Regions from separate parts of the Homo sapiens genome. Here regions 2 and 3 are each linked to region 1. Evidence: chromatin contacts called from ENCODE Hi-C or POLR2A ChIA-PET data. All regions are on one chromosome and are shown on one strand. The core of a region is the stretch at or near the end of the contact, and the rest is flanking DNA. Distances in the headings are between cores, read along the strand shown. Region 1 holds the start of LGALS1 (galectin 1). Region 2 overlaps RAC2 (Rac family small GTPase 2). Region 3 has its middle 6.1 kb from the start of C1QTNF6.

Evidence for each region. A loop is a pair of places that touch in the nucleus more often than their neighbours do. ChIA-PET counts read pairs that join two places held with the same protein, here RNA polymerase II (POLR2A). Pooled maps may share reads with other maps.
Region 2: a loop to region 1 is called in a map of naive thymus-derived CD4-positive, alpha-beta T cell, with 4 times the contacts of the local background. The contact joins the enhancer-like site here to the promoter of LGALS1 in region 1. A Hi-C loop is called at or near these places in 1 of 168 maps with a recorded cell type or tissue (naive thymus-derived CD4-positive, alpha-beta T cell) and 7 of 50 pooled maps. POLR2A ChIA-PET finds 5 or more read pairs at or near these places in 1 of 52 experiments (activated T-cell).
Region 3: a map of gastrocnemius medialis shows a loop between it and region 1 (8-fold over the local background). The contact joins the enhancer-like site here to the promoter of LGALS1 in region 1. A Hi-C loop is called at or near these places in 1 of 168 maps with a recorded cell type or tissue (gastrocnemius medialis) and 5 of 50 pooled maps. POLR2A ChIA-PET finds 5 or more read pairs at or near these places in 1 of 52 experiments (activated B cell).

The regions. Positions count from the first base shown.
Region 1 is chr22:37,674,017-37,676,952 of GRCh38, reverse strand. LGALS1 (galectin 1) reads right to left here and starts at 1,317. Exons shown (of 4, transcript NM_002305.4): 1 at 1,242-1,317. The coding sequence starts at 1,250. RefSeq lists a silencer at 1,375-1,514.
Region 2 is chr22:37,229,392-37,232,430 of GRCh38, reverse strand. RAC2 (Rac family small GTPase 2) reads left to right here. Exons shown (of 7, transcript NM_002872.5): 4 at 437-499; 5 at 1,041-1,200. Among named protein-coding and RNA genes, the nearest start is that of RAC2, 13 kb to the left of the region's middle. RefSeq lists enhancers at 1,168-1,307, 1,838-1,897. Within about 2 kb of position 1,635, at least 21 of the 41 ENCODE cell types and tissues checked have a DNase peak (open chromatin) inside an H3K27ac peak, as active enhancers do.
Region 3 is chr22:37,192,701-37,195,938 of GRCh38, reverse strand. It overlaps a transcript of C1QTNF6 not described here. Among named protein-coding and RNA genes, the nearest start is that of C1QTNF6, 6.1 kb to the right of the region's middle. Within about 2 kb of position 1,923, at least 8 of the 41 ENCODE cell types and tissues checked have a DNase peak (open chromatin) inside an H3K27ac peak, as active enhancers do.

The DNA.
Region 1 (2,936 bases), core at 68-2,567:
AGGACAAGGCCTCCACTGCTCGAAGTGTCCGGGGGTGGCTGGGGGTGGGAGTGGGGTTGTTCCCGCCCGGCATCCTCTGACCAAGCCAAGGGGAAGCCTGGGGAAAGGATTGAGCTGTAATTTCCAGCCTCCGATTGTCTATGTGGTCCTGGGAAAGTCCCTATTCCCACCGGGGTTGGCTTCAGTCTGTAACGTGAAGGTTCTAGAAGACAGGCTCTAGAAGATTTTGCAGATTGGCTTGGGAATTTTGGACTCAAGAGTGACTTGGGAGATGGGGTGCTCTGTCCCATCGCAGATGGAGAGGATCAGGCTGGGGAGGGGCCGACACTTGGCCCACCGTCACACTGAATGGAGGGGCCGGCCCCTCTGCTGGAGAGGAAGTGGCTAGGGGCGGGCGACCCCACTATTCTCCTTCAAGCCCCTCTCTGCAAAGAGGCCCAGGGGCTAGAGAGGAGACCCTGAAAAACACGGCCTCTCTGCATTAGGGAGAATAGCCCTGCAGTCGGGCTGTGGCTGGGCTGGCTCAGGGTTAACAAGATTGAGCAAACTGCTGGGCACTGCTGTTCCCTGGCACCCCGAGTGGGTGGGCAAGAGTTAACTGGTTTGAGTGGTTTCTTCTGCCAGAAACTTGAACCCTTTCCCTGGGGCCCGAGGAAGATTCTCACCTCCCTGCCACCCCAACCTCCCAGCTTGGGGGTGGTGGAAGGGAATTTCCCCCGCCCCCCCCGCCACCAGCCTGGACACAACCACCCTCCACCCCCGACCTAGAAGGGCCCATCCTGGGCAGCTTGTCTCGGGTCCTGGCAACTTTTCAGCGTTCTCTGGAGCAGAGGGTAACTCTGCCCTGGCCTGGTGACCGGGACAGCTGCAGGGGGGAGGGGACAGGAGGCTCTTTGGGGTGGAGGAGGGGGAAAGGGATAGTGGCCTGGGTGTCCCCCAGTTGGCCACACCCTTCCCACGCTCACTTCTCAGAGAGCTGCAGAATGTCAACCCTGGGCAGAAATAACTGTGCTTTCAGACCCTGGAGGAATCCAGACAATTATCAATGCAGAGAAGGCCTTGAGGGACCATGGCGCCCACCCCCATTTTACAGATGTGGCCACTGAGGTCCAGAAAAGAGAAGGCACTGGTTCCAGGCCACACAGCTGGGGCTAGAATCTGCTCCCGATCTGCCCAGCTCTCCTCTGGCCATCAGTTCCTGCCCTATCCCCTGGACCTTGGGGGGGGGTCCCCACACTCACACAAGCCATGATTGAGTCCAGGAGGATGTTCCCGGGCAGGCGCACCAGCTGTCAGAAGACTCCACCCGAGAGAGATGGGCCCCCGGACGCTCCCACCCTTTTAACTGGACCGGACCGGGTGAGCCCCGCCCCCTGAAAGTTCAGCCAATTGCAAGTCAGGATAGGGCTGGGGGCCACTGGGGGCGGAGTCCGTGGAATTTTGAAGCCAGTTTTGGAGCAGAGGTGACCAATCAGAGTGGCGAGCTGCTGCCCCCCCTCACCCCGCCGCCCCCGGCCAGAGTCCAAGCTCCACCTCCTATTCTCCTTCATCCCTCTCCACCTCCCCACCAAAATTGTGCTGTGGCAGAGATTGGGGGAAGCCAGTGGAAAATAGTTTGATGATGAGCTAGGCCCACAAGTTGGCGGGAAGGGGCCTGTGGCCAGCAGGCTGGGCTCAGGGGGTGCCCAGAGAAGATGGCTGAGGAGGTGCAGGGTCCTTCAGGGAATCAGAGCTGGGGGAGACCAGGCCACTCCCGGGCAGGGACCAGGGCGTGGCTCCTGCTGCGTGCGCGTCTGCAGAGGGCCACTGACTTAACCACAGGCCCTGGCCCCACCCGGGCCTTCCCCGGAAGCAAGGACTGCGGCTGCTGCAGCGCTCTCTCGCTGGCTCCTCGGGAAGGCTAAAGAAAGGCTGGGCCGGGCGCCAAGCCTGAGGCTGCAGGGCTTGGCTAAGGCCTCGGGCTTGGCCGCGTTCAGGGGCAGGCAGGGGATAGTCAAAGCGCCCTGGCCTGACAGCCTCAGGCCTGAGAGTGTCAAGCTTAGGAGATGGCCCAGGGTGGTCCAGACCAGGAGGGGGTGGGGTCCTGGCTCTGTGCACCCTGTCCTTTCTCTTTTTTATTTTTATTTATTTATATATTTATTTTTGAGATGGAGTCTCGCTCTGTCGCCCAGGCTGGAGTGCAGTGGCGTGATCTCAGCTCACTGCAACCTCTGCCTCCCAGGTTCAACTGATTCTCCTGCCTCAGCCTCCCGAGTAGCTGGGACTACAGGCCCCCACCACCACACCCGGCTAATTTATGTACTTTTAGTAGAGACGGGGTTTCACCACGTTGGCCAGGCTGGTCTCAAACTCCTGACCTCAGTTGATCCACCCGCCTCAGCCTCCCAAAGTAATGGGATTACAGGTGTGAGCCACCATGCCTGGCCACCCTGTCTGCTCTCTTAACATCTCCTCTGAGGCCCGGCACAGCCCTCCCTTCCCTGAGTGTTCAGCAGGTATTTTACTGAGCACCTACTATGTACCTGGCCCTGGGCTCTGAGGATTCAAAGCTGAACCCCTCCCAGTCCCCACTCTCAAGGAGCGCATAGTTGGGGTGGAATCTGACCACAACCACGTTAAGAAGTAGATGATGGGCTGGGCGCAGTGGCTCACGCCGGTAATCCCAGCTCTTTAGGAAGCCGAGGCGGGCGGATCACCTAAGGTTAGGAGTTCGAGACTAGCCTGACCAACACGGAGAAACCCCATCTCTACTAAAAATACAAAATTAGCTGGGCATGGTGGCATATGCCTGTAATCCCTGCTACTCCTGAGGCTGAGGCAGGAGAATCGCTTGAACCCAGGAGGCAGAGGTTGCAGTGATCCGAGATCAGTCTATTGCACTCCAGCCTGGGCAATAAGAGTGAAACTCAGTCTCAATTAAAAAAAATAAAAAATAA
Region 2 (3,039 bases), core at 386-2,885, 440 kb after region 1:
GGTCCTCGCCCTTCCTCCAGGGTATGCAGGGAGGCGGCTAAGGCCGGTAATCAGATGGTGGATAGTATATGGATTGGAGTATGGACTCTAGAATCCCAGATCCTCCCCTCACCAGAGTGCACGTTGGCAAACTCTTTAACCTCTGGAAGCCTCACTTTCCCTGTCTGAGGAATGGGGCTACCAGCAGTGCTTGCTGCAGAGTGACATGTGAGGATAACCACTTCGCAGAGGCCCTGGCCTTTAGTGAGCGTCCTAACAAACAGCAGCCTCGTGGTAGAGGCGAGAAGGGTATCTCTGCTCTGCCCAGATCCTAAGTCCCCAGCATTCCCTGGGGTGTTCCACCCTCAGGGAGCCCCAAGCTCCACCTCTCGGTGGCTGCCATGGTGGGACACCTCTGGGCCCTCCTCACTAGCAACCTCGCTTGCTCTGTCCCCAGGACGTCTTCCTCATCTGCTTCTCCCTCGTCAGCCCAGCCTCTTATGAGAACGTCCGCGCCAAGGTGAGCTGGACAGGGTGGGCCTTGGGGGCTCTGGGGCAGGTAACCCTGAGGGACAGAGGGAGGAACTGGTGACTCTAGGCTGGTCCCTGGGGCAGCAGAGGTCGCATACAGAGAGGGTCCCCAGTGCCAACCAGGGCTGGCAGAGGGACTTGAGGGGGTAAGATTCAGAGGACCTGGGGTGGGGGGTGCTGCGATAGTTAGCTATACCCCCACTTTCCATGGCTGCATTCTCCTCCTCCCCACACAACCTCATGTCCGCCTCCGATTGTCACATAACCTCATGTTTGCTTCTTATGTCTGCACAAAACCTCGCCTCCTCCTTTCCTACAATCATGCGCCCCCTCCTTCCTGCACAACGTCGTGGCCTCCCCTCCCTGTGCCACCTCACGTCTCTCTCTCCTCACCGTCGTGCCCACCTCTGATCTTCTGGCAACTTGCTGCCTCTCCTCTCCCTACACCCTCACACTCCCTCTGATCCCCGCACAGCCTCGCGCCCCCTCTTGACCCATACAACCTTGTGTCCCCCCACCCACCTGCCCAGTGGTTCCCAGAAGTGCGGCACCACTGCCCCAGCACACCCATCATCCTGGTGGGCACCAAGCTGGACCTGCGGGACGACAAGGACACCATCGAGAAACTGAAGGAGAAGAAGCTGGCTCCCATCACCTACCCGCAGGGCCTGGCACTGGCCAAGGAGATTGGTATGGGCCTCGGGCTCAGAGGGGCGATCTGGCTGCAGGGGAGGCCCTGACTTGGCCTCGTGGTGTGATTGTAAACACGGGCTGCAGGGCCAGGCTGTGCAGTTTGAACTCAGCTGTGCTGTGCACTTGCTGTGTGACCTTGGGCGAGTCACGTAGCCTCTCTCTGCCTGTGTTTCCTTATCAGAAAAGCATGGGATAGTGATAGCTCCTGCCTCCTGGGGTGGTTGGGGGAATTCAGTAACTTATTCCAGGTGGAGCTGCCAGGGCAGCACCTGTGTGTGAGAAGCACTCTGTGTTAGTAGTAGTCGTCCTAGTAGTATGAGTAGTATCTATTAATAGATACTGAAAATAAGGAGGTGTGCTTTGAGCAGACAGAAGCAGAGATTGAGTGGGGGTGCTGTGGTTGCTTGGAGGACAAGTGGCAAGTCAAACTTGGGTGTTCTGGGAAGGCTTCCTGGAGGAGGTGGCGCTGCATTAGATCTAAAGGGTGACACATTTCCTTCCACCACCTTCTCTCCTCCCTTTCCCCACTCCCTTTGGTTTCTCAGCTCGACCCCTCTTTGCCTCCAAATCACTGGGCTGGAGAAATATAGTAACTTCTCAAGGTCACCCAGCTAGTAGGTGGCCCAGCCAGATTTGAAGGAAGGACAGCAAATTATTGGCTCACTGCTGGGGGGTGCTTCTTTGTAGTGGCTCAGGGCTGCCTGCATCAGGGAGGCGATGACCATGGGTCTGGCTTCATGCATGGTACCCAGGCCTGCTGGCTGTTCCTGTCCCTGTCCCTGGTAGGTCCCAATGTGTCTGTAGCTCAGGGATCCTTGCCCAAAAGCCCAAAACCACCAGCTGGGTTTGGTCATATGAGCTGTGCCCTCTGCCTCACCACAGGACTCTGCAGGCCCAGGGTTTGGCCCCCAAATTGAATCCACTAGACCTCCTCCCGCCCCACCGCCCCAGCCCCGCCCCACCTCCCCCTGCCGGAACTGGGAGGGCCCTGGGGACTCACATCTCTTCACAGGAAGAGAAACCGCAGCCACCACCTCCCTCCTTCTGTGACTAGCGTGGTGACACAGCCATCTTCCCCGGGGGCCTCAGACTATGGCTCACACCCTGGCTCCCTTCCCCTGTCCTAGGGCCACAGCTCCCCAGCCTGCAAGTCTTTCCTTTTAAATATCAAGGATTCATCCCTGCCTTCTCTTTCTGACCAACCAGCACCCCTCCAACCCCTGCCCCTGGACTCCTTCTATTCAGGGTGCAGCTCTCCAGCCTGTGGCCTGGCTGTCACTGACCTCTCCCTTGTAAAGCACATGCTTTGGGATCATGTGGAGGGTGCTGGAGGCCTGGATTCTGGTCCTGGCTCTGATACTGATTGGCTGTGTGACCTTGGGTTAGTGGCTGCCCCTCTCTGGGCCTCAGTCTCCCTCTCCACATAAGCTGACCTGGACAATCCCCAAAGGCCCTCTCTCCTCCATAAGGTGGTGACTCAGAGTTCTTGCCTTGGCCTCTAGCCAGTCTTTCCTGGCTGACCCTGCATGGAGCTGGGGCAGGGGCAGTGATTTTAACTGTGCCTCAGACCAGCTTAGGCCTAGGGGGAGTCCTGGGGGGACTGGCAGGGATAGTGAGGGAAGCAGCAACTGCCTCTGCCCACCTGGACTCCCCAGCCCTGGGATGACAAGTTTTGGGGGCAGCCCTGAGCCCAGCTGATAATCACAGCTGATGTGGACTGAGCACTTCCTGGGAGCCACTTCATTCTCACAGCAGCTATGACGAAGAGCTCTTGTCACCTTCACTTTACAGAGAGGAAACAGGCTCGGGGGGACATGTTGCTGGCTTAAGGCCACC
Region 3 (3,238 bases), core at 674-3,173, 480 kb after region 1:
TAAACAGGATGCGCTAAACAAGCCGGCCAAAACACACCAAATCCAAGATGGTGATGAAAGTGATCTCTGGTCATCCTCACTGCTCATTATACACTAATTATAATGCATTAGCATGCTAAAAGACACTCCCACCAGCACCATGACAATTTACAAATGCCATGGCAATGTCCAGAAATTACCTTATACGGTCTAAAAGCGGGAGGAACTCTCAGTTCTGGGGAAATCTCCCCTTTCTTGGAAAACTGATTAATAATCCACCCTTTGTTTAGCATATAATCAAGAAATAACCATAAAAACAGCCAACCAGCAGCGCTCAGGGGTGGTCTGTCTATGGAGTAGCCATTCTTTTGTTTCTTTACTTCTCTGTAAACTTGCTTTGACTTCACTCTGTGGACTCACCTCAAATTCTTTCTTGTGCGAGTCCAGGAACCCTCTCTTTGGGTCTGGATTGGGACCCCTTTCCAGTACCATTTTTTCTAGTGAACCACGAAGGGACGATACCAGAAAACACCCTCAACCCAAAGGAAATAGACTACAGCCCCAATTGGCTGACTTTGGGTAAGTGAGGGATATTTTATTCTGGGTAATGTATGGATTTGGGTTAGGTTCCCTCCTCAGAAATAGGGGGTTAAAGGCCCCTCTTAGTGAAGGGCAAAGATGCTTATCAGAAATTGGGTTAGAGGCCCAAATGAAGAAGGTTGGAGTCCTTAGGGAGTTAGAGGTCCCCCTCGGTCATGTCCCTTGGTAAGGAGAAATGGATTAGGCACTATGGGATATTAACCACTATTCTCTTTTCATTAATCTGCCTTGCACTGTTTGCTGACAGCTGTGAGTGACAGGATTAGGCACGTACAGGATCATGGGACATGGGGAGCTTTCTTCTCCCCAAAGGGGGAAACTTTAGAGATGATGAGATTGCTGGAAAAGATACCTTTGCTACTGACAAGCGACCTCCTGAACTATTGATCCAGTGTCAATGGAATGGAGGCCTCTGGCCTCCCTGAGCTCCTCAGCTTCTCCACCCCCCGGCAGGCAATGCTTTTCTTCCTCTCTCCTTTCTCTTTTCTATCTTTTCTGTCACTCAGGGTGACTCTCCACTCTTCCATCTTGCCCAGCTACCATATGTTGAAACTTCTGGTTGGAGGGCATTCCACCTCACTTGGAGTGGATCAAAGATGACAAGGGCCATCGGGAGCAAGTTTGAGCCTTGCCAGGTTGATGTTGGGCACTGAGTGGGGTGGCTAGTCTCCTGGAATGGAAAATGTTAATTTGGTTTCCCCATGCAGCCTGTTGGACAGCATCTTACAAAATTAAGAGGCTTTTGCCTGTGGTTCCATGAAATGGAAAAAGACGATTTTCTTTTGTAACGTGTCTTGGCCCCCATAGCAATGGCACAGTAAGCAGGGCCATCAAAGCCACAGAGAGAAAGGGAACCCAGAAACCTGGCATGCTGGCAAAGGGTAAGAATTTCTTACCAGTCAGGCTTCTGGCCTCTCTTGGTGCAAACTGGTTGAATAAATGATAAAAATCACTGTTTGTCTCTCCTGCAAGGAATTTGATTAATACGAAAAAGAATTCATGGGGGCTAGTCTTAAGCTTTAGAAAATCTGGTGTACTTAGTGCTATGAATTTTTCTTTCTGTGTCAGTCTGTCATAAAAAGAGGTACTATAGGATAGAATGTGGGCCTAGGACCCATATAAGCCCATTATTCAAGTTGGCCCAGCAAACTCGTCAGTTACAAACTTGGCGGCAGGTCCCTGAAACAAAAACTAGATGAGGTTTCTGTCTTGTCTTTTTTTTTACGTCCTTGCAAGTTTAACCTTGTGACCGTGTGGGAGTACTTTCTCTTAGTCTCCACCATCCAGACGACAGGAAGCTGGGGCTTCATGTGATAGCCCTAAAAATTGTCCTGAGCAGTTAAAAGCCTTTGCACGCTTGAAATTGGCTTCTCTGGGCTCCTTCCAGGAAGGAAAACAGAAACTGTCTAGTGCCGTGGCTCAGTAGCTAAGGCTTTGTCTCTTCACACTGGGGACCCAGGTTCAATTCCCACCTTAGGGAATGAGTCCTTTCTGGTTTAATATCTATGTGACCTTTGCCATTTATTCATTTTCTTCTCCATAAACAGCTTCTGACTTCTCGTTTGAATTTTCCTTTCTCTGCACTACCCTTGGCGATTCTAGATCTCGTAAAAACTGCTTATCACCTCTTTGAAAATACCTTGTATACCTGGGTTAAGTGCTAACCTTAGTTAAGGCTTACCGGTTTCACCTGGGAGGTTACTGTTAGTGAAGTTCAAAAGCCAGAAATATTGGCTGTTTGTCCCGGCTAGAGTCTGGTAACAAGATTTGGTTAAAAGTCAGCTTAATTAAAAATGGATATCCAAGCTATACATATATTTAAAAGGCCTTTATGCTTTTTTTTCTCTTCTTGGCTCTTATTTTTCTGAAAAATTTTTTCTTTTCAGTCGACTTAATTTTTTTCCCCATTTTGTCTTCTTGCCACTCTTGATGCCCCACCTGAGAGGACCTAAGATAAATTTTAATAGCCTGGGACTTCTCAGGAAAAAAGGAGGTGCTACAGACCCTGTTTTGGGAGAAACCTCTGTTCTCCTCATGGACACCCCCAGGAATTGAAAGCAGATAGACCACTCTCAAAATCTAAGGCTCTGCTCTGTTTTGTATTGTGTTATCTGACAGTTTTGACTTTTGGGGATATCAGAAATTACTTTGCATTTTAAGAGAGCTTTTAGCCTTGCTATGTAATAACTAGGTGGGGAATACACTTTTAGGGATGGCTAATGGCAGTTTTGTGGGGATACTTGGCTCTTCGCACCTTTGGATCAGAAAAGCATGCTCTTGGCCACCTAGAAAGTATGGAAGTGTCCCCACCCTCCATTGAAAGATAAGACTGCCATGGGGGATGGGCTGATTCCCTCTCTTTGGGATCCAGGATCCAATATAAAAATGAAACCCTTAATTTTGGGGTTCTGTTTTGCCTTCCAGCTGTGCCTGCTTATTAGGCCTTAGAAACTGCAGGCTTTCCTGGCCCTGTTTCTTGAAGGGCTCCACCCTGAAGTCAGTAATCCAATTAAGAAACTTAAAAATTGGCAAATGAAAAATCTTACAACTACTGGATCTTCTGTCTGTGTATTTATATATGTTGTGTGTGTGATGTTGATATATGAAAGAGCTCTGATTAATTGGCTTAAAAATAATAAGTACTTAAATCAAATATTTT